Linked DNA regions of Mus musculus: region 2 is linked to region 1. Evidence: chromatin loops called from intact Hi-C (ENCODE). Cell type or tissue: left cerebral cortex. All regions are shown on one strand. Each heading gives the region's core, and the rest is flanking DNA. Links, peaks and the distances in the headings are about the cores only.

What was found. A loop is a pair of places that touch in the nucleus more often than their neighbours do. Peaks named below come from ENCODE experiments on the same cell type or tissue, not always from the same donor. Only the 100,000 strongest peaks of a DNase experiment are listed, where the experiment ranks them.
Region 2: a loop joins it to region 1, with 9 times the contacts of the local background. A loop is called at or near these places in 9 of 42 quality-filtered maps.

The regions. Positions count from the first base shown.
Region 1 is chr3:16,813,043-16,825,532 of GRCm38, forward strand. It overlaps Gm30223 (predicted gene, 30223), which reads left to right and starts at 4,052. Exons shown (of 4, transcript NR_153388.1): 1 at 4,052-4,102; 2 at 10,539-10,613. It also overlaps the pseudogene Gm26485. In left cerebral cortex, for the core only: a CTCF peak has its summit at 3,927 (motif pointing right); DNase peaks (open chromatin) are centred at 3,264, 3,959, 4,359, 6,675 and 2 more places; H3K4me3 peaks cover 1,011 bases; H3K27ac peaks cover 2,202 bases.
Region 2 is chr3:17,783,410-17,795,899 of GRCm38, forward strand. It overlaps Gm30340 (a long non-coding RNA gene), which reads right to left and starts at 2,571. Exons shown (of 7, transcript XR_880680.2): 1 at 2,513-2,571; 2 at 1,802-2,001. Mir124-2hg (Mir124-2 host gene (non-protein coding)) reads left to right here and starts at 6,512. Exons shown (of 3, transcript NR_033490.1): 1 at 6,512-6,771; 2 at 11,184-11,604. It overlaps Mir124a-2 (microRNA 124a-2), which reads left to right and starts at 12,253; the gene lies at 12,253-12,361. It overlaps Gm51272 (predicted gene, 51272), which reads right to left and starts at 12,332; the gene lies at 12,276-12,332. In left cerebral cortex, for the core only: no CTCF peak of the experiment used is centred there; DNase peaks (open chromatin) are centred at 1,884, 2,353, 2,868, 3,579 and 10 more places; H3K4me3 peaks cover 7,021 bases; H3K27ac peaks cover 7,812 bases.

The DNA of each region.
Region 1 (12,490 bases), core at 2,088-10,087:
AAAAGATAAAAACAAAACTATCACATTGAAGTTGCAGAAGAGAAGCAAACAGAAGGAAAAGAGCCCAAGACAAGACACAAGGCTCAGATGCCCACTTGTTCAACCCTTGGGATACCATGAAAACACTAAGATAGAAGCCACAACACAAGCACAGAGGACCTGGTACAGAGCTGTGCATCCCCTGTGCATCCTGTCTCAGACTGTGAGTTCATGTACGCTTTGTTCTTCTCAATCGTGAGGACCTTATTGTCTTGGAGTCCTCACCCTCTCGTGCTCTTATACTCTTTTTACAACATTTTCCATGGGATTCCCTGAGCTCTGAGGAGAGGAATTTAATGAATACATCCCATTTCATGCTCAGTGTTCCAAGGTTTCTCAATCTCTATATAATGTCTGGCTAGAGCTCTCTATATTAGTGTATAAATGCTGAAAAAGGATGCTTCTCTGATGATGGCCGAATAAGGCACTAATCAGATTTGTCTTTCTGGGTCTGGGTTATCTCACTCTGGACAATTTTTTTTTCTAGTTCTTTCTATCTTGACTACAAATGTTATGGTGTCTTTGTTTAGTTAACGGGTGAGTATGTGTGTAAATGTAAATGTGTGTAAATCCACAGAATAGTTGAGGGACATTTAGGTTGCTTTTAATTGCTGGCTATTACGAAGATATCAGGAATGAATATAGTTAAGCAAGTATCTGTATCATAGGATGAAGCATGCTTCGGGTATATATCCAAGAGTTGTATGGCTAGATTTTTGAGGTAGATTAATTCCAATTGTTCATTTTAAATAAGGGGGTTTCTAAGGTTAGAATTTTGGAAAAAATTCAATATGGGCTCTTATCTCATTTTATCTATTATTATAAAATTTATCACATTGTCTCATTTTCTGAAATTTGGCCTGTTGAAAGCTAACAGCATTCTACATCTTGCTGCTAGTTTTGACTATTTTCTTAAGCAATTTTATAGAACATTTTGCTGTAAGACATAGGTCTAAGGCAACTCTTCCTGCTTTAATATTGACTTTAGAAGATGCTGGCATATTTGTAAGTAATTTTATTTTTCCATTAGAGTGAGTATTTTCAGAATCCCGTGGAAATAGTGCCAGTCATAGAGCTTACCTGGACCTTATGGTCCTTAGACATGTAGAAATTAATATCAATGCTCTGATAATGGGGCCAGTTGTGTTGTTTTTCCAAAACACTTTAATGAGTATACTAGCACCATATACCTGGCAATGACCTACTAAAATTACAAGTGACTCATTTTAGTTCTTGATAATCAAAATCTGCAGGTGAAAGAAGAAAATTGTTCTTACTATGCAATACCTTATTACATAGAATCTACTTCATATGTGACCCGTTCTTTCATGATTTCCTTAATCCTTTCATGAGGGGACATTAAGGTACTATGATACAAAGGACAGAAAAGCTATCCCTATTGAATTCTTAGGATAAAGTAATCCAAGGATGCTTAATTCACATGATACCCAGGATGGGAGTTCTATTCTAGAGGACTAACATACAAACAGATGCATCAGTTCAGATGTGAGACCTAAATCATTTGGTCAACTTGCAGCTGCAGTCACTAGTATGAGATGAGTAGTGGCCAGGGACATGCCATTTTCAAAACCAATTAAGCTAAGGTAGGTCCATCTTACCTGTGAGATTTTGTGTTCTGAACTCAGGGATTTGAGGACATGTGGCAAAAAACAAGTCAAATATCTGCACTATAAGAGTGAATTCCCTTGGGCAACTCTTTGAAACACTAAGTTTATTTTAGACCACCTCAAGATGCCCAAAAAGAGTTTTTTGGTTTTTTTTTTTTTTTGGTTTTGGTTTTTTTGTTTGTTTGTTTGTTTGTTTGGTTTTCTTCAGTTAGTTATGACCTGAAAAATGAAAGAGTGAACAACACAGGAAACAGTGAGTGGTTAAATGCATTTGCAGAATATTTGCATACATGTTGTAATCACTTTAGTTTAACCTCATCTGATTTTTCCTTCTTGGCAAGAATTGCTGCATTCTCTATAGAGCCTGATTCCCTGTCTTACAGCTTCTGAATAATTTTTGAGGATTATATGAATGAATTATTGTTTTGACAAATTGGCCTTCCTTCCAAATTCCTTGTCTAACACTATGTATTCACTTTTGGATGATTGTTTGGTGTGTGAAAATACTGTTTGCTTTTGACCTTCACCTCAGTTTCATTGTCAGAAAGAGATTGGGTTGGCTTTGCCTACAGTTATCAATGCTAAATCTTTCTTTCTGTTATTCTCTAGGACTGCCTTTCCCCAATACTTTTTCAGAAAAATAAATGCCTAAAGCAAGAAAACATAGAGTTTCTCCAGATTCTCAAGGAAGTGAAAAAATATTAAAAGGTGAAGTGTATAAACAATAAATGTAGATAATAAAAAGAAGAGAAAAGAAGGTGAATGTGAAGGTGAGCGGTTCTCCCTTAAATGAGCATTTCCTTTCCACTTTGAATTACCAGAAGTTACTGTTTCATGGCTGCTTGTTTTGTTCCTCTGGTCTAAGTTTTTTTCATTCCCTAAAAATACAGTAATATATATTCTGGAAGTGTTCATCTGCACTTCTACACACTAGATGTACTGAAATAAGTATGAATGCAAAGCTGGTTTGGCTTAGGGGTAAGAAGATCAGCATTTTCTTTCATGTAAAGAAGGTTTCCAAGACCCACTTTCTAATATCTTCTTATATAATGTGGAATAATTGAGTCTTTTTAAAAATAGACCTAATGCCCTTTGCCTGGAGCTATAAAAGACCACGCCCACCTTAAGTAAATTAGTTTGACTTTTTATCTCTATTTTGCAAGATGCCAAAGTGGTGTGCACACACATTTTCCCCCATCTTTTCCCCATGGTAGATGAGCTACTAATATTTACTAAAAGGTATGACTTGGATGTACATTTTACATGATTGAAAATTGTATCAGTAAGTGTTCATATTTGACAGTCTACCACATGCACTGACAAAAAGGATGCTCTCAAGAAGAAAATGCATTAAATCTCTAGTAAATCAAGGTGAATTAAGATGCCACGGAGCACTTATTATTTTCATGCACAGCAACAATGACTTTTCAAAGATGAGATTCAGTGCATGGTGTTTACAAATGTGAGGTGGGTTAGGTTGGTGGAGACAGTTATCCAAGAGGATGAGGCTGATGTTTAAACTGGACAGACATATGGATAGGGGGAAGTGATAGGAAACCTGCTACTGTTAAAAAACCAGTAGGAGACAGGATGCATAGAAGAAACCTGCAGGAGACCGGGGTGATGTTTGCAGCATATGGGAAGACACAGTCATCCAAGAAAGGTGGCACCTTCGTATGCCAGCAGACTTTCTGCTCAACTTGATATTAAAAATGTGCTAAAAGAACCTATTTTTTTTTTAGAATAACCCTCAAAAGTTGAGAAATCTCTTTGGGTTACGTCTTTTATAAATGAAGGAAAATATTGTGGTTGCACATAAATATATAAATATTTTAACACTTTAAAAGCTAGTAGGACCCATTTAAATGATTACTTGTCAAATGAGTATATTTCACATCTCTGGATCTCTCTTACAAGCTAAATGCATGGAAGCCTGTATTAATTCTCTTCTGTCTAAACAGTACCCTAGTGTTTTACTGACTGAAGAATGTAGAGGAATAAAATTGCCAGTTTATCATCATTCCTTCAATTAATGCACAGATTAGAATCACTAGGACAAATGTAACATGTGCTTATTTAATTTATTATTTTGGCACAAAGTGTTTTCTGCAGTTTTGTGAAGGTGAACATAACCTGGTATTCTATTCCTTCTTGTTATATAAATTGTTAGCATAAAAATTAAAAAACAAAACAAAACAAAATCCCAATAGCATTCCAAGCATGCTCTTTGCTGAAATAAAGGCAATACAATGCAATCTGAAGTCCTTCCAACAGAGGGCTGTATGTGCTTGATTTAGACGAAGAAGGGGCATTAAAAAAAAAAAAAAGATTTGGATTTAGGTTGCTATAGTAAATTCTGTATTACACTTAAAAATAGAACTGATAAAAATGGAGTCAGTGGAGTTGAACGGGGAAGAAGCATCCTAAGATGAAATGTAAGATCCATTCTTACAAGACAGAATTTTATGTCTTAGAATTGATGTTCTTTTTAAAAGACAAAATGTATTTTAGCATCTATAAATAAGAAAGTAGGCAAATTGGAGATAATCTGTGCTTTAAAGTACTATTAATATTACCCCAATTGGATATATTTTTTAAAAAGAGAGGGAGCGATTGTATGTATTCTCTTGCAGAGGCTTTCTATCTCTGCCATTGGAGAATAGCTGATTGTTGTTATAAACAAATGTATTATGTATATAAAATGAAGCTAAATATTTAATATGCAGAATATATGTTTGTATGCATGCACAATGCAAAACCGTTTCTAAGATATTTTACAAAGAGAAATGATAGTGTTTTAAAAGGTGGGGCACAGAAGCACTAGAATAAGCTAAAATGAATTGTATACTTCTTTGTGCTAGGCCAGGTTTGTAATTCTATTTCAGATTGCAGAGGCTTACAATATATCTATTGTAGTAAAACAAGAAATAAACAAAACCCATAAATTATCTCTAGAATCTAGCGAGATCTTTGTCTTTCAATTTTAAGAAATGCTTTATTTTATTGGATTTCTTTTGTGGGCTTTGAAATGTTTATGACCTTCTGTAAGCAGAAAGCTCTTTCAAATTTTAACCCTCTTCTTACATGTAGTTAAAAATTCTTGTTTCATTTAATGCAGAGCTAATTTAGTGACATTACTAGTATTCTACTGAAATAAATCATTTTGCTATTTGACAATATTTCCTAAGTTATATTTCCCTAAAATTCTAAACTAATCCCTTTAAAATAAATTCTAGATACTATTTTGAACAAAGGCCTCATTATAAATGCTTCTATTTCTGCAAATGCATTTCTTTATGAGTCTTTTTTAATGCAATGGAGATTGACAAAGTACAGTTATGGTAAAGCACTAGTAGCTAGAATATAATAATACATAATAATCCTATATTTATATCTTTTGTGTTTATAATTCCTGTTAAAAACACAAATACTTATTACTTATATAATAATTTTGATCTTTTACATTTTTCACTATATAATTATACATAAATTTGCTAATAAATACTAATAAGTGATATGTGTTTATTAAAGCACAAGTCCCTACTATAATCTGTTATGAAGCAAATAAAATTGTGTTTGGTTACCTACAGTACTGCTTTCATTCCTGTTGTTTTATTAATTGGTTCTTTGATAAAGCAGAAATATTGCATTGTATAAATTGTTGCAGCCTGGATATTCTCATGAAATCTGAACAACCATTTCTTCATTTCCATTTGCCTTTTGCCTTTTGCAGTAACTGAGGAGGGGAGATGTCTGTTACTACCCAAAGAATATCCAACAGAAAATATGTGCATGAATAAGAAATATTTTTAAAATATTTTTGAGGTACTTTTATTAAAATGAAATATTTTTTGAGGGGAACACAGATTTTGAATTTCTTAATTAAGGTTCAATAGCTGCAAACATCTTCAGCTTCAAGAGACTGCTATTTTTCTGTTGTTAATTTTCACATGTATTTGTGAAATCTCTAAGTGAAAAGTCTTCCAGAACACTCTCCTCTTTTTATGTTGTATTACTTTACTTGGCTTATATTTTACGCACTAATATTAAGATTAAAGACAAAGCACTGTACCTTTAAGTCATAACCCAAGAGTACAAAGAGAAAGACACTCATGGTGCTGATCTACCCAGCATCTTCCTAAAACAATTGCCCCCATTTTATTTGTCATAGAATCCAGGCAATAACTAATGTTTTGCTTATTATTTTTACTCAGAAAAGATTGCATTCATAACCATATAAAATGCTGAATAAGAATAATGTGGTTTTGTCCTGAACTCAATTTTGATTAAAGGTGAGAACAACTAAGTTGCAAGTATACTCATATATAATTCCAGCTACATGTATTTACAGGTAACTATTTTAAAAGCTATTTAAAATATTTTAAATGATATTCGGTATCATATTTATACCAAGATATAAATCAGAATTATTTGCATCTGTAAATATTCCTTTTATGGCTAAACAAAAAGCAAAACACTTATATTTTTCGAAAAGGGCACACAATGCTAATGGTTTGCTCTGCGCACCTGCCAGCTTGGTTTGCAGTTTAAGCCACCCTGGAAATTCTCATTTCTTTGTGCAATATTTTATTCTGTGCTTTTCTTCAGGGCAGATTGGTTCTGCCTGCACTTTATTTCTGAACCCATGTTCATTCAAAATGGACTGCCAGACATAAATGCTCTATCTAGTGTTGCCACTGCTGCTGCAGGGGCTGCTGACTAACAGCACCCCTCCCCCAACCAGCTCCTGACCCATTCTCCTGCCCTATCCTTTGTTGACAATGGTAGTCCATTGTCAACAAAGAGTGTACAATTGTGGAATACTCAGCAGCAATTTTGGTAATGTTTTGCTTTGAATATTTTGAAAGTATTTTTGAAGTCTATAAATAGATGTGCCCCAAGCTTTTCCTTTTTCTTGATTTTAATATTTGGAGATGAGCTCTCATCCCACAGGGCAGCCTCGGGGACTGCAGTGGCTGGAATGCTTTCAGAGAACAAATGTGGCTCTGTGGCTCTCTTTTCATAATAATATCAACATCATATAGATTTAATAACAGGGTGATAGAGGACATTTTGATGATGGGGCAAATTCTCTGATCTGCCAAGGAAAGCATCTGATTCTCTCATGTACCAATTAATTATTGAAGCAACTGGAAATAATAGGCTACTCTGCTTGCTTCTTTCCTGCAAAGGAATGGAGTTGGTGTGGTGGTGGTGGTTTGTGTGTGTGTGTGTGTGTGTGTGTGTGTGTGTGTGTGTGTTTGCACAAGCATACATGTGAGCACTTGTCTGTGTTCAATAAGGAATCTTGGGCAGAAATTTCTTCACTGTGTTCTTAAAGATTATAGGGACGTTATCTGTACACGTCTGGTATGACAATAGTATTTCTAAGGAATAGGAATGCAATCTTTCTTTTTCTTTTTCCTTTTTTGAATTATTTTTTCATCCACACCCTTGATGGACCTCATTGTGAATTATTGTGTTTTATTTTAATGTCTACTTCTCATTTACTAGCACCTTTTTTGTTTTGTTTTGTTTTACAGCCCACTCTCTAAGGCAGGCACTAGATCAGTTGAGAAGAAAATCTTGTTTTGCTTTATGCCTCAATATGCATCATCCTCCTGCATACATAGATTGCCTTGGTATAATCTGGTTACTTTACAAAACTATTCCATGATATTCAGACTTGAGTCATCTTTCGCCCTAGAGTCTGTGGTTCTATAAACTTTTTAGATAGAGGGAGGTTGGATTCTTGGATTATTGTAAATTTGTTGCTTTCTATTGTGACAATAGTGTTTATATGCTTGACACCCTCATAATAATATTAAGCTCAATTTTTTAGTGTGATGTACTTTATACATTTGTATAAATGTCACAGCCTGTAATCACTTTCTTTGTCATCGACGATTAATCTAAAAAAATCGAATAATTCACTGCCCCTTGCCATTTACATATCGTCTGCTGCCATCTGCTCTTCTCAGCAGCAGTAAATGATGGGTAATTAACTCAGTGCCTTTGTCTTTCCCTTGCTGAATGTCTGACACATATAGATTTTCCTCTCTGTGCGGATGTGTGTGTATATGTGCATGTAAGAGGAAGAGGGAAGTGGTAAAGAATAAAGTGCAAGGGAGAATGAATGATACTTCACGGATGCATGCCAGCATGATATCATTGAAGGAGAGAAAGGCAAAGCAAGGTTCAGAGGAGTGGCCAAACTTCATGACCTCACATTTTAACCAAACCAAGATGAAGAAACACTACTGGAACTATGACTTTCTTGCACAATTGAGAGATTTTTCTAAAACCTTGAAAGCCAAGGTAATAATGGAAAGCCAAGGAAAGACTACAAAATCCTTTTGTTAATCAAGATGCGAAAAAAGATCATGCAAATGTGATGAAGTATACAATAACCACCACTAGCTTAAATACTCTACTTGACTTCTACACTGGGGGTAAATCTGTGTTGGAGAAATGATGCATAAGATAAATCTCAGATGGACTTGATGCTTGACCTATCTCTAAAAGCACAAAGTGTCAAGGAAAACCTAGAAGGACTCAGGAGACTCAAATTGTGTTGAAAAGCTGCTTTGAAAAGAAAATGAGATTTCTTCCCTGGATTTCTACAGATTTCCACTAAATAGATTAATTATTTCTTTCAGACGTCTCCCTTCACACAGGAGATATAATATTATTGGGACAATTCTTACTTGAAACACCTATCTTTCATTTTGCAATAATTTTCTGAATTGTGGCTGAGTTTGATAACACTAAAATTTGAAAATACTAAAAACTAGAAAGGGAAAATTAAGGGAAACTTATAATTTAGCTTTGTTTTAATCCAAAGTAAAGTTAGAATATACCCTGAGTTCCAGAGTATGACCAGAATCTCTTCTACATAAAATTCTTAAGGCTTCTTCTGACTAATGTTGATATACATGTACTATCTCTAACTTAAGCAAACTAAAGTTTGCTCATTTCATTTTTTCCATTCACACACACACACACACACATACACACAAAGAAAATATATTTCATTCACTCAGTAAATCTAAGAAATAATCTATAATGATGTAAATCATGACCTAATACCTAACCATTCACACTGGCAAGGTCTTTAGTAGTTTTGCCATTTGGTGTGCTCACAATCCCCAAATTGCTAGCAGATATAGACCTATCAGTACAGAATACAGGCAAATTCCAGGAACTTAACTTCCATATGCACACAATATTTTCCCATGCAGTCCAACCCCAGTATCTCAAATTTCCTATCTTCTGAGTGGTTATAAGAGTGTACTTGCATTTTTCTGTCATGAAAGTAATGAACGAATACCTGAAAACATTGATAGTTCTGCTTAATTTCAGTCTTTTTAATAACTCTTGCTTCATTTGTTCTATCATCATATGAGTTCTCCAGGTTAAATTATGTGTCCATAATCATAAAACAACTGGGCTTCCACAGAAGGTCATTCAGTGGGTAGATTATATTGTTCTCCATTAGTTTGAAATGTCTTATGGAGATGAGTGAATACAGGTATTAAGTGATGAAGTGGCTAAACATGTATACAACTGACTAATTCGCTGAAAAATAAGGAAAGAATATTACAAATGTGAAAAAAAAAAGAGGAGAGTCTCCATCTCTCAGGGATTGTGGCAAGTGTGTAAAATATATGTACTTTATGCAGTTATTTCAATTTTATAAATTTGTATGACTTACAGGTACATTTGTCAGCATGTAATTGAGTATGAGAACTTGAAAGCTTTCATTGCAATCATTAATCCAGCATCATTGTTCTCTTAGGTTGGTGTGTGACCCAACAGGCTTACAGAACAATATCTCTGAATATAATTGGCATATGTCAGCAAAATAGAATTAGTAACAAGTATTTTTTTTGAAATGTTCTTTTGTTAATTAAAAAAAAGATGAAGGTTTCTTCTTGGATTAAATTATAGCTTGAATTTCTTTGTGGTTTGATTTTGGTAGCACTTAAAATGAATTAATTTAAATTTTGATTCAAGAAGAATGTATTAATTCCCTTTTCTGTGAAAACACTGTAAGAGTTTTCCTTTCTTCAAAATGATTTTATTTGAATTCCTGGTCTGAAAGGTACACTGCATGGGAAATATGGGGCAATGACTTATCTAGGCTATCATACGTGTACAGGTAGAATTAACCATTTACCACCTCCTCAAGGTTTGAATAGACAGAGTGACAGGTAGTTTCTCTGGGGTGATTTAATAGCTACGACAAATCCAAACTCTCCCACAGCTGATTCCCACAGGCACAGGACTGAAGTGAATGCCTGAAGTGTTTACTGCTGCACACTCACCATGTTCAGCCACATGGATGTTATGGTTAATGTTGGTAATTTGGGAAAATTGTGCTACACCCATCTTTCATTTAACACTATAGGACAAACAGTAGTGAATTCCCACTTTTAGAGAAGTCTGGAGGGAAAATTAATTCTGGAGTTTTATTTTTGTACACTTTTTATTTATTTTTTTTGTCTTGAAATTATTTTTTTTACTAGTTAAGTAAAAAAAGGGCCATGATAATCTTCTCTGTATAGTTCCAATTTTAGTATATGTGCTGCCAAAGCAAGCATGAAAATATTTTTCAAATATTCTTTACTTTGAAATTTTCATGTATTATATTTTGGTCATAGTCACACCCTCGCACAACTCCCCACAGATCTCCCTCCTTTTCATACACACCTAACTTTGTATTTCTAGAAACATTTTCCTATATGAAGTTCCCTCTTAAGAAATAATGTTAGCTTTTTTCAAGGTGACATAAAACTTCACAGCATAATGAACATGCACGTGGAGGACAGAGGATAACTTTGTGGTCACTGTTTCCTTCCTTTGAAACAGGGTATCTTGCTGATCTGGATCTCACCAATCAAACTAGACTGGCTGAGCAGTGAGTTCCAGGAATTTACCTGATAGGTATTATAATTTCTTGTATATTTGCTCGGGTTTAGGAAATCATATTCAGGTCGTCTTGGCTGGAACAGAAGCACTCTATTAACCCATCATTCCCTTTTCCCTTCATATCATCATCCCTTCATTTTCTCATCTTTTCAAACACTTCATACCTTCATTTCCCTTCACCTCATCCCTTCATCTCTTCGTCTCTTTGTCTCCTTATAACTTCATTCTCATCTTATCATCAAATTATTTCTGGATTATTATTCTGATGGAAAATTTAAAATGTTTGCAACTATTTTTTTGATGGGAAGAATATAGAAATATTTCTTTAGAAAATATGTGGAATTCTGTGACTTTTCAGTCATAGCGCTGTGTGAGTTATGAGAATGGAGGCTTACCTGACCTCAGTCTTGGCTGCATCAAGATGGATCTGGAGGAGTAAGAAAGGTTAAAAGCGTTTACAGGCCAAACCATGATGGACACAGATATAGTGCTGCATTTCACACTGAAGACACAATCACACCCTCATTTCCAAAATATTTTTCTTGCATTTTTCATGCTCAAGCTCTCCCTCTGCGTATGCTACTCCTGGATTTAGTTCCTGTCTTTTAAATAGAGTATCACTCCTATTTCTTATTTTTTTTTCTTTTCTCTCTCTCTCTCTCTCTCTCTCTCTCTCTCTCTCTCTCTCTTTTTAAAGACAGGGTTTCCCTGTGTAGTCCTGGCTGTCCTGGAATTCATTCTGTAGACCAGGCTGGCCTCAAACTCAGAAATCTGCCTGCCTCTGCATCCCAAGTGCTGGGATTAAAGGCATGTGCCACCTCTGCCTGGCTCTATTTCTCATTTCTAGGTTCCTACTTCCCTCTGCTTGCCTCACTTCCTGATATCCTGGAGGGTATTATTCTATTTACTTTTCTGTCAGGTAAACATAAGCCTTCCAGCATTAGCATTCTTTGTCTTTGAAAAGACAAAGACTGAAGTCATTGTCACCCTTTCACCATTTAGGGAGAAAGAGAGATCATTTTACCCACAAAGCATCTCTGTGTATAAAACAATTCTCAGGGATAGGGAATATGTATATCCTGAAAATTAATTTCAAGTTTCTGCAAAGCTATTGAGGAAGCTGTAAAGTTTATACAATGGAATACAACTGGCTTAATTCAATGGGCTAATTTTGGAGAAAAATCTGGGAACACATGAACATAATAACAGTTATTCAAAAGATGTTAAATGAAAGCCACCAACATATCCCATTTTCCTCCATGATAGTTTTCCAAAAGGAATATAGATGGTTTCCAAATCAAGTTATTGCTAACCACAAATAGTAGGTGACCACAAGTGTAATGTCATAGAATTTGCTAAGAGGAAGAAATGATATTGAAATCTAGGCCACAAGAAAGCTTTCTACATGCCAAATAATTTTCCACACTAGATACATCAAAAGGGCAACTATTTGACATTTTAGCACTTTCAGTTAAAAAAAAATTCTCCCTGTTCTTGAATATGTCATAAAAATTCTCCAAAGTAATAGTTTATATATGATCTTCAGTAAATAAACAGATTACAGAACAATGAAAGGGAATTAAAGCACAAGACTAGAAACATAGTAAAAGAACAGGGCAGGAATCTTGACTGGCCCCAGTTTTCTTATTTTTGATTTGCAAGAAATGTTCTAGGGAGGTGCAGATCATGAAGAAGCTTACCACCATGATTCTGAGGTCTTACTTCTCTTAACAATAACAATTTTTTGCTGTAGTACCTGGGTGTGTTTTCCAATTTTGTATTTGATTTGTCCATAAATATTTCTTACGCTTTAAACCAAATTCTGCCCCAAAAATAAGTTTAAAAATACTTGATGTAGATGTATCAACTACTTTCCTGTTTGCTGTGAAGCA
Region 2 (12,490 bases), core at 1,650-9,649, 970 kb after region 1:
CTTTGACAAATGTAGAAGATAATCTAATTTCCATACAAATTCACTGGTATATTTAACAGACTGTCATTACAATACCATTTACTTAATTTCTCTGTTTTTTTTATGAAGATGAAAGAGGAAGAATGAAGGAAAGAATGGGAAGGTATTAAAATCTGTAAGTATGTGTTAAAATGGTATACTATGTAATGATACACATACACATGCAATGCTTTATATGCTCAGATTAAAACTTTCTTTATTTGCTTATTCAATGAAACTCACAAGAAAATATGTGAAAGATCAGCTGCATTTAGTACCTCCTGTCTACAAATAGAAATATCTACACAAATGCAAAACACATTGCTCTGCGAAAATTAGGATGTCAAACCAATTGCCAAAAGTTAAAAATATAACCAAAAAAGCCATGTCCTACATACTAGTGTTTATAATGATTGTATTCTACATCCAAAATATTATTTTTCTGAATCAGACTAGATTTCCTCTGTGTGTGTGTGTGTGTGTGTGAGTGTGTGTGTGTGTGTGTGTGTGTGTGTGTGTGTGTGTGTGTGAAACAGTCTTGATTATATTTCAGGTGGCACATTACTGTGTATTGAACAGTTGCCTACTGCTTCTCTGAATAATCCTATTTGCTCATTTTGAGAAAAATTTCTAAAAGAATTATTCATTGTTCTTATCTGTGCATAAATTTTACAAACCATTCTCCACATTTGGAAAAAATAATCTTGAAAGTATATCTACCTACCGAGAGGAAAGACCACTGAACTTCCTCCTGCCTACTACATGTGAGAGCTTGTCAGCATTCAACTCCAAGGCCTTTATTTAATACCAGCCTTTAAATAATTCAGATAACAGTTGATTACTCCATTGCAAGAACTGTCGAGCTCTGCAAAATCTGAATCACACAATATTTCGTACATAAGAGATGCAATCTTGACTTGTAGGCATCTAAGTAAAATGCACTTCTTGAGACCAAACCACACAAACTATTTTAACATTTCTATATATAAAATCTGGCAAATTCCAATTTGCTTTACTACCAAGTAATTTTGCATGCTTGCTTTCATTACTAAGACATCTCATTCTACAGCTTAATTTGGTCAGTTTACAATCCCTCATACAAATATTTTCTGGATTTAAAACCTTTCTTGAATCATAACAAGTGAAATGGGTGTTCAATATTCCAAAAGTACACATGAATGAAAATTTAAACTTAAAAGAATACTTTCATATTCATCTCTATTTCTTTAGTAAATAATTGGTTAATGTCGGTTAACAACCAAGATTCAATATCTCTCGCCTCTATTCACTTGTAAACACCAGCCTTTACAAAAGAGCTTTGCTCATTTGACTAAATTACAACCTGAGAAATGTGAAACAGTTAATAAGAAAGGGAAAGAAGGAATGAAGGAGAAAAAAAAGAATTACTGGCTTACAATTTCCAGTCAGAAAGTGGGGAAATTTTGCCATCAAAAAACTGTCTAGGTGAGTTCTGAGTCGATTATATTAATACATAAAGCTGATGTAGCAGAATAAGTGACAGACAAACAACCAAGTTACAAGCATAAAATAAGATCTATTTAAAAAAAAAAAACTCTGAGTAAAGAAAGCTCTGGTAGTATTGACCATTTAGAACCATTTCTATCCCTAAAACTATTTATCGCTTTCTTTCACTTCAAGAACAGTTCTCTTTACTGTACCAAGCAAGTTCAGTCTTCTATATGGATCATGAAACATCATGAAGTATAAAATCTACAGACTGCGTTCAGTATCAGCAATAAGCACATTTGACGATTGCTCATACCATTTGGAAGCCAGTGCTCACATGACGAACTGGCCTGACACCTCATCCATCAGCAGGGTGCCCTCAGCAGAGTGGACAGTCTTCCGTGCACCATCTCGAGTGGAGGCCCAGCTGGGAAACAGCCTTCTTTTCCGATAGCAATTAGATCTTTAAGATCAGACCTTAGCAATTTGACCTAAAGCCATCCTTCCTTGCAAAGTCTTCGGAAGAAAAGACAAGGAAATAGGCAAATGAGAAATGCAAGTCTCTCTGGCCTGATTAAAAACTTTGTTGTGTCAAATAAACTTTGGCCACCGGAGGAAAGAACCCTATGGTTGCTCTGGTTTGAGAAAGATCTGTCCCAGGGCTCTCAATCTTCTCTTCACCTCTCCCACTCTCCCTCTCTGTCTCCTCTCTTGTTTCAAAGGGGGCCTCTGGTCAGCGCTGATTAATAAGTGTTTTTTGTTGTGAAGTGTTGAATAATAGAGGATGGCCGGTGACCCAGTAAAGACTGAACCTTGCTCGGGTTTATTGTGGCAAGCTGAGAAAGGGGCTTTAGGCCCAGGACCGCAAGCACTGACCCGCACACATCCCGTGGATCGCCTATTCATTCTCACAGCCCTGCAGTCGCCCAGGCTCCCATTGTTTGCCAAGTAACAATGGAGGTTTCGCAAGGAACGCAAAGCTCTTTTCAAACCCTCTCTGATGTTTTGCATTTAGGGAAACACCAACCTTCACTTTTTTTTCTCTCCGCATTTTCCCTCACCTCAGTTAAAGTGGATGGTTTTCGGGGGTGGGGGGAAACTTGTGTGAGTTTGGCGATTGTTTGCAGAACACCAGCATCTAACGGAGCCTAGACCGATGTGGGTCGGCGGTGGGGGTTAGGAGCCCCAGAGATTCCTCCCCCTTCTTCTTCTTAATGCTTTTAGAGAACGGAAGCTGCCTCTGGGGAGAAGGGGGAGGGGAAGGGAGAAAAAAGCGTTTCCTTGGCGCGGTTGCCCGGCGGGAGCTCTGCGGCCGAGGCCCAGGCCAGGCTTCGGGCCCTGGTCGGCCACCACGAAGTGGCGGGTCGCCTACAGCAGCGGAAGGCACCGGCGAGTGGCTGCCAGGTTTCTTTGGCTCTGCCTGGGCGGCTCGGTGCCCAGCCCTGTTGTCAACTCCTCCGCTCCCCTAGTCCCTCGGGCCCCACAAGCCCTGGCTGGGCGCGCTGCGGGGCAGCGTCAGACTCAGGGTCCTGGGGGAGTCGGGGACTGAGGGCCGACGCCCCGAGGCCGGGACGGCTCCTCCTGAGACTTCCTTCTGCCGTGCTCTTTCGCAGCTGTTGACTTTCTGTCGTGGGACAGGGGACCGGCTGTGGGCATCTGGGCTAAGTGAGGTATTGCGGAGACCGAACCAGGCCTGCTGCGGCCACCGCCTCTCCGGACGCCTGGTGTCCGCGGCCCCGGCCGGGCCACGGGCAAGCACCTGGGCTCGGACCCAGGGTCTACGAGAACGTGGGCGCCTCCCGCGTGGGGTCTTCGGCTTCTCCCAAACGCTCCCCGCCTCCCTGCACGTGCAAACGTGGCGGGACAGCTGGTGAGGCTGGGCGCGGAGGCCTCAGGGGTTTGGGCAGTTAGCAGCGGCCGGTGGCCCACACTGTGGACGGTCGTCTGGGAGCTTTCAGCGCCCTGGGTAGGCCTAGCGCTCTGGGCGGAGGCCAGGCCAATGACTGCCAGGAGGGGTGTCCTATAGAACCGTGAGAGACGGTCCCCACCCCATCCCCCCCAGGCCTGGTAGGTGCGCACGATGCCTGTGACCGCTCTTACTCCGCGCACCCTCGCGTTTACACATTTTCCCTGAGCATTGCTAAAGCCGAGTAGCTGTGCGGCCCCGAGGCCTGACACTAAAGTCTGGGTCGCTGCCAGCCGCTTAATGTACCCCAAGAGTGCCTCGATCTAGCTGGGAGCAGCAAAAGAAAGTGGGAGCGAGGAGGAGGAGAAGGAAGAGGAGGAGGAGGAGGAGGAGGAGGAGGAGGAAGGGTGAAGGAAAGAAAACAGAGGGAAAGGAAGGCTACGAACTCAGGCCAGCGCAGAGGGAGTAGGGCTCATTGTCCCGTCCCTTCAGTCCAATTGATATGCTAATCTCTTTTCTGATGCGATACAAAGAACACCTTTGCACTTTAAAAAGACTTTTGTGCCCTGGCTACAGAAGTTTATTATCCACTAATTAGCAACAACTTCTGGCAATGAGTTGGGTTTCGTTTTCATAAGCTAGCTCTAGCTATGAGGTGTGCAGGGCAGTAAGAGGTTCGCATTGCAGAGAAACCCTCTTATCCCGGGTTAGAAAGCAATCACTGGCTTTGGTTGCTCAACCGAAGTAGGTAGGAGATCCGGATCAAGAGTTAAAGGTGTCTAAATATAAAGGCTCCTTTGGAAGGACTTTGCAGGATCCAACTCTGTGTTTTCCATCCCCTGAGCTGCCTGGAGGCCATGGCTGTATCTGTCTGTCCATCTTTCTTGGGTAGACGGGGAGTGAAATCCGGGAGCAAATGTTCCGGCAGTAGCCTCAGATTCTTGAGTTTTCCTTGGCAGGTGTTTCTTAGGATAGCGAAGTATGCAGGAGAGGCCCATACCTAGGAAACGTGAGGTCAGCTTTCATACAGTCCTAAGGCCTTCCTAGAGCTCCGGGGCAAAGCTAGTATTGCCAGAACTGGAGAAGAAGAGGCTGGGTCAAGTACCTGTACTGGGTGGTCTGAAGTCGCCACCCCACTGAGCCATCTCTGCTAGCTAACCAAAGCTAAGCACTGCAACTTCCCCGTAGTGGGCGGGATGCACTGAACACTCTGACCTGGCCCCTCCACGGGCCAGGCAAGTCCTTGAGGATCTTTAGCAATCACACATCCCAGGTCAATAAACTGAAAACGGATAGAATGAACATGATCAGTGAAAAGATACAGGGAAGGAAAATGATGTACCTAGTGCCTCCCCAAGTCAAAGTCCTCTGCCCCGATAAAAAACACCGACCTTTAGACCTGCTTTCTGTCTGGACTCCAGGCACAGAAATGATATTTTGTCAAGTAATTCCAGCCCCCACTCAGCACTTTACAAACATGTTTTACAAACACACAAGAACGTATCTTTTCTTTAGAATGTTTTATTTCATATTTTGTTTTACGTTTCCAAGTATCTTCGTAGGAACGCTTGTTGGATATTTCAAGCAGACAGAGGTACAGCTCAGTTATAGCCCAGTTCACTTAGCTCTGTGCTCAGGGTGAAACATGGCCTAATTCAAACGCCCAGGGTGACTTAGAGTATCAGAGTGAACATTTACAGTCAGGAAGTGGTGACATGTTTTGTTCCCATTGGGTAGTACTGAAGTTGCACCTCTCCAGTGTTCCAGTGTGGGGGGTTCTTGACTAGAGTTAGAATGAGAAATGGGGGTAGGAGCTGACAGTAGACTTAGCAGCAAATTACTGACAATTCAAAGTTTTTTGTGGTAAGGGATTCTACAATTTCCCAGAAGATGGGAGCACTAGGAAGGAGAAAAACACTCCTAAGTATCTTCCTAGCAGTGGCCTTGGGGGAGGGGGGGGTGGCAGGTGAGTGAGAGAGGAAGGTGGCCTTGCCACCCCACCACCTTCATTGAGGTAGAGCAATGGCTTGGTCTGGATTCTTTCTGAAAGAGAAACTGCAGGAATGCAGAGTTGCTTTTTGCGCCCCAACCTACTTAAAGGAGTGGGAGCCAAACCCCTGCTCCCAACAACAAGCAGCATTTTCCTTATCAGAAGCCCTCTGGGACTCAGCAAGCTTGATAGGCTCTGGCTCTGATGTCCCATAAGGCCCACTCTGTGGCTGGAAGAAACATGATCAAAACCCATGGAACTCAGACTTCACTGACCACAGAGTCCTGCCTGGAAAAGTTGAAAACATTCTCCCGAGCAAGGCCTATTTGTAGAACTCCTCAACCTAGTGTCTGTATAGCAAATTCTGATCCTATTTCATATTAAGAACATACTTACGTTTTTATTTAGTCCAGCAGATTTTCCCAAATGACTTAATTTCTTCCTGAGGCAATTTTAAAAATTCAGAATATTATTGTTTTTTAAAAGGAAAGAAATAGAAAGGCTCTCATTTAGAGCACTGAGGGATGTTATCAGTGTGACCTTGACGTGTAAATGGAGAAGGCATGCTAGGTTTGAGTCCGAACTCTTGTCTTCTTGCGTATCTGAGATGTTCTCGGTCTGGCTAAGAACAGGGACATGAGGAGAGATTTGTTTTTAAAGGTTACCATTAGCGGTTCACTAGCTGAGGTTAGGAATTTTGTATTTTTATATTTCGTGAAATTCATGATTTAATTATACTCCTCAAACAAATTAAGGGCAGGCCTTCTACACAAATTGGAGGCAGCTAAATGCTCTTTTGTGCCTGCAGCTCTCGGATTGTTAAAGAGGCTGCTGATGCATGAGAAGAAGTGCCTGATTTAACTCATTGGGATGCAGGAAGCGACCTGCCCTCTTTTGAAAAAAAAGTGAGAGAGAGAGAGAGAGAGAGAGAGAGAGAGAGAGAGAGAGAACACTAGCTTTAGAAGAGCAAGAGGGTGAGTGACAGAGAGAGGAGAGGAGAGGAGAGGAGAGGAGAGGAGAGGAGAGGAGAGGAGAGGAGAGGAGAGGAGAGGAGAGGAGAGGAGAGGAGAGGAGAGGAGAGGAGAAATACAGGGGCAGGGGGTGTGTGCCAAACTCCTTCTTTGCTGAGTAGAAAGCTTCTGAATTTCAAGCAGAAAGTGGAAGGAGCTCCACAGAGCAATATCTTGGGCTGCGTGTGCAGAGCGTAGACAATGAAAATCTCCGCCCCCTCCCCCATGCTCTCAAGTCTTCAAGATTTTTTTCTTTCCTTCACAACGATGGAAGCTATGTAAAAATCAAATACACAGAGATGTATATACTTTTTTTTTTTTAAAGCACAGACTAACAAACCGAAGGACCTGACCATGGATTATTCAAGGACTCACCTGCTGTAAGTACTGTCTGTCTTTTCCTGGGTTTTTAAGCTCTGCTTCGCGCGGTGAACTGAGTGTTCCTATTGTGAGCAGAGTTGCTGCCTGTGTCTGTATGTTTTTATTTGTAGGGGCTTCCTGCATTGTTTTTGTTTTGTTTTGTTTTTCTGTACCTAAGCTGCAGCATTTTACCTAGGCTAGTAATAGAGTCCTGTTATTATGCTGTGGATTGTAGCAGTGGGCTGGGGGCAGGGGAGGCGCACAGATCAGGGTTTCCCGCGCTTTGAGCATCCTTAAGAGTTGCTGCCAGCTTAACATCCTCGCTGAAAGATTGGTTCCTGTCGCTCAAAGGGTAGGACTACGGAGCTACCGGACGAGCTCTGGGGACAGGATGGAGTCAAAAGGAGAGATCTTAGACTGGGAGATGATGGGCCTCCATCCCCACAACAACACACCTAGTTTAGAGCCCTCTGCTGCCCACCGCTAACACCCGTTGTCTTGGGAGGATTAACACGGCCCTGAGCGCTGCTTCTGGAACCGAGCCTTTCCTGCGTTTTTGTTTTGTTTTGTTTTGTTTTTAACTTAAACCTTAAAGCTGGGATCTTCTAGACATCAGGGCTAAGTGAGGATGCCTCTGTGTGTGTGTGTGTGTGTGTGTGTGTGTGTGTGTGTGTGTGTGTGTGTGTGTGTGTGTGACCAAACAATATAAATTGCCATTCGCGGAAGATATTTTCTAGCCTCTTGAAAATATGCAAGAATTCTGCGGCCCATGCTTCCTTTGTGTAGCAGGCAGCGCCAAGCGCTTTGTGCTTCGCAAGTAGAAAATGGCGAGTCCTATTGTGTTTAGGCCATTTTCTTCCGGTACAAGGATTTCCCAAGTTTTCAATACTTTGAGGGGCAGGAGCAAGAATCAGCCCTCTTATACCCAGAAAAGCAAAAGCGGAAGCGGCTATGGCTGGGCCCCTTGGCCCGGTGGGTATGGACCTTGCTTTGAAACCAAGGGTCTGTTTCCCTGCTGTCCAGATATTTGAATAGAAACAATTTGTACTGGTCGGTGCCCTTTAAAGATTTGTAGTTCTAGAGGGCATTAGATCATAAGTGTGTGGTTATACACATACATGAAAATAATACCTCTCCTCTGATAACCTGCAGAAAATGAAAACAAAACAAAACAAAACAAAAAACCACCAATCATTTGGGGGTGGGGTAGTGTATTGTGTTTTTTCCTTTCTCCAGTCATCCCTGGGAGAATCACAGGACAAGATTATTTTTACTCTACTGTGTCAGTCTTTAGATTTTTTTAAACCTAAGATGAAATGCTATTGGTATTGGGGCAAAGAACTACTGAGTAAGAAGCCTTAGTCACTTCATCATCATGCTGTCCTCACTGCCATAGAAAGTGCTGGGGTTAGTAGGGGGATTCTTCAGAATTGGCTCATTGTAGATGTGAGATAGCTATCTACACTGCCCACAGCTGTATGAAGATACAATAGAGACAGGACGATCTCCCAGAGGAGTATTGTTCCGTTCTTTCTCTCTTTTTCCTTGGAGTATCAATTTTATAAATTTTCTTGGTCTAGCTAAGCCATATTCAAAAGTAAACAAAGATGACTCTACAAGACTAAAGAGCTCTGTGTTACTTTTCTTAGCCAGAGGGGAGAGGGTGAGACAAAGTGGGCAGATGAAAATTTTATATCCTATTTATTAAAGATCTTTGTATAGGTGCATTGAGCGATCGTTTGTCAGTTCAGAAATAATGAAATGTAGCCCTCTCCCCATTTGATTCTGGTACTTCATTTGGTGAGAAATACAGAAAAAAAATGAAAACAGCTGAATGAAGAAGAAATGGGGCTCACATACTATTCTCCTCCTTTTATATAATCTTAAAAAGTTAAGAAGTCAAATTAATGAAGAAACACATTGACTTAAAATTTTCCAAAGCACTGGAGCTTGTTCCTTCATATGGATCAAAACCATGGACAGCGAACTAGTTATTAAGCAAACCGACTCCAGCAAAATTGTGTGTGAAATTTTACCTTCATAGCATCTGTTGGAGGCAACGAAAATTTTATTTTATAACAATTTGGAATAAATCTTGAATTTAAAACTAAAATTTGAATTTAAGGGATACTGTATGCATTCTACCACGTTTTAAGGAAATGATAATTCATATCTTCAACATCTGTCCTTTCTCATGGATGTGACTTTTTAAAAATCAAACTAAAGGTCATTTCTACCTTATGTCACTAGTAAATTACAGTTTTAAATACATTCATTTTGGTATGGGATGTTTGTTATAGGACATACAGCTGAATAAAGAAAGAGAAATTTTATATTTTGTCTGGGATTAGCTGAATGACACTAGAGCAAATTAAATAGATTTTTATCAGTGACTAGGTTTCTAAATGCATAGAATTGGAAAAATTAAATGCCACTTTGATAGACAGGGATAATATGAATAGAGATATGACTCCCATACCCCCATTTATTTCTGGACAGACACTATAGTGCATAACTAACTGTGCAGTGACTGGTTAGACGGACACTCACCCTAACCCCCAGGAAAACAACAGACTTTCACATACATATTGATCCAGGTTAGGGCACAGGTTTGGTTCACTGTGGCTCTGTGTCAAATAACTATATTGCTTTTTGCATGAGTTTCATTACCTTAACCTTTTCAGAAGTGAAATTCATCACAATTATTTCTCTTGTGGATTATATAACTGCTCCCTTAAATTTTCACTTTCAACCCTGTGACTTCTGACTTATTTTGTAACCAGTCTTCTTTGTGACCTGTAAAGGCCTGGAAGATCGTATAAATCATTAACAACACACAGGTTAGAAAAATTAAAAAAAAACAATTTACATTTAAATTTGAAATAAAATTCAAGTGACGTTGAGATTTGTAAGGCAATGAATTCCGGATCTTTAGCCATCGTGCTTGTCCAGAGAATGAAACTGCAATTCTTTGAATGTCCTTGTTTCTTAGCATAGATGATAGATATGTTTTTGACACCCGCATTTTAAAAATTTAAATATTTAAAAAGCATTTGAGAAGGATATTAAATGGAATTTGGTGGTATTCTGATCATTTCATAATGGGCTCTTGTGGTTCTTGTAATGGTGGCCCAGGGCTCTGGTAGAAAGCAGAGACAGTTTGGGAGTCATTGTTTAGGAAGGTGCTCCAGCCTGTCTTCATTCATAAGAATAAGCATAAAAAATTTAGACCTTGGCCTGGGGAAAGGACAATGGTGGGGACGAAAGATGCAGATATGCCTTAACCATAAAATGAAGAGGTGGTCGCTCATCTGGAGCTTAGCTCTGTCCATGGTGAGGTGTTGGCTGTGCGTGCCAGATTTTAGATGAGGATTGAGAAAGTAGTACTGTCTCTATTTTAGGAGACAGAAGCCAAGTGTGGTGACTTTGACTTGTGTTGAGCCAGCCTGGACCTTGACTGGGGGCTGTGCAGAAGGCAAGAGAGACTGAGGAGCTCTGTCTTAGGTAGTTGTATTGGGGCCAGTGTGGTGCGTGCAGGAGAGTGTAAGCAAGGGCAAGGAGGGTGCCCTTTGCTTTGCCCAGGCGCAGCTCTTGGGGGCTGCGCGCCTTCTGCAGCTCTTTGGTTTCAAGGACACAGCGAGCTGTTCAGGACTTTGGGAGCCAACATCTGTCTGACTGGTGACGTCAGCAGCCCGTGTAATCCTCTTGTGCTGAAGGCAGATGCCTTATTTGTTTGGCTGGAGCGAGCCATTAATCCCTAATTCTGGATCAGCAAGCGAGGGGGAAAGACCGGACCGCTACGATCCACCCCCTCCCTGCCCCCACCGCCCATCCTAAAGCACCTTATATCGCGGAAACCACTCAGCCTCCTCTTTCCTCCGAGAACACGCGGAGCAGCCCCTGAAAACGCTTTGGTCCTCTGCAGGTTTGAGCAGAGCTAGCAGCTCTTTCGCCTTTGGATTTCTAGGGCTATGCCTATATGAAATTCTTTATTTCATCGATCATTTCGATTTTCATGCGAGAACTCTTCAGTCTTGCAGTTTGCAGGATTCTAAACCAAGAAGGGGTGGAGATTGGAGAATGCGGTTCTGGCGTGTGGTCTGAGGGAGGGGTTAGATGGGTAAGGGCGCGCGGGATGCGCAAATCGCTGAGACTGCACAGAGGACAATCTGAGGACTCGCTTTCAAGACTCCATCTCAGGAAAACATTTCTCTCGTCCTGACTGCATCTTCTCACCTTCCGAAGCCGGGATTGAGTTGGGAACTCCCCTGTCGCCCCGCACATTGCAGGGGCTCCCCGAGCTCGATTCTATAGGTCCGGACGGCCGGTCACCTTGGCTCCCTAGAGTGATTCCTCCCTCCTCCTGTCCCTCCTCTCCAGTCTCCCCCTCCTCCCTCCTGCTCTAATTCTGCGCTTTGATTCTGTTTTTCAGGGGGAGCGCTCTGGGGTCTCCGCACAAAACCTGCTTTTGAGCCCTTTGGCTTTCTTCAGGCGAGCGCAGTCCGTCCATCCCCCTGGCCCACCCAGCCGCAAGGGATGCTGTGAAAAGAGCCGCTGCTTGCCGCCTCCGGCCTGCCGTCCAGAGGGCTCCGCCCGTAGAGGTCAACTCCCCTCATTCTTCTTCTTTCCATCTTGCCCTCCCTCCGCCGAGCCCAGACTCGGATCTCCTCCTGACTCCCGCCGCAGTCAGAGAGAGCGCATCTGCTGCGCTGCCCTTAAATCTACGCCCAGAGCGGGCTCAGACCCGATCTCTGCTCTCCAGAGCCGGAGGAAGCCCGAGCAAGCAGCCTTTTCTCTTCGCAGTAAAATCATAGCCAGACCAGATGGGCCCCAGCTCTCCCGGGACTCGGCAGGTGCTGTTGAGTTAATTTTTCCGCAATACAAAGAAGGAGGACCCAGCCGGCCTGGGATTCTGATCTTTTCCCAAAATTTCCCAACCAAAATCGGGCTATCAAAGGCGTATACGTGTGTTTGTCGGACATACAAACATGCATGATTATATTCGCTTTTTCTGCTAGATCTCTGGCAACAGGGGATGAGTGACAAAGGTTTCTGCAGCAGAACACTCATGGTGTGGTCCTTAAAGACTTGCCTTTCCTTACAAATGTCTTAGGACGGCATTCAGGGCGAACCAACTCAGTTAATTGCCTTCAGTAAAATAACACGATTACGAAATTAGATCTGTACCAGAGGGGTAATTAACTTCGATCCATGTCATCATTTGAAAACTAGATTTATAGACATATGTATGGGTTTTAGGTGCGCTGTAAATGGCATGCAGATGTATGCATAAGAATCGCAGACTCATGCACCCGCTACTCTTCAACCTTGCAGACTAATTAATGGCAACTCTGACAGATGTGGCGGGAGGAAAGCTGAGGTGGGAGTACTGCTCAGAGCTACAACTCTAGGAGTAGGGACTCCAAGCCTAGAGCTCCAAGAGAGGGTGAAGGGCAGGGAGAAAATTATAGTAATAGTTGCAATGAGTCACTTGCTTCTAGATCAAGATCAGAGACTCTGCTCTCCGTGTTCACAGCGGACCTTGATTTAATGTCATACAATTAAGGCACGCGGTGAATGCCAAGAGCGGAGCCTACGGCTGCACTTGAAGGACATCCGAGAGAAGTTAGGAAGGGTGGGGAGAAACAATTCTAGAATGAACCCATCCTGTGCGACACAAGGACCCCTCGCATTGATTCAAAATCTTTAGAATACAAGACAGTCAAATGTTTTTCAGCG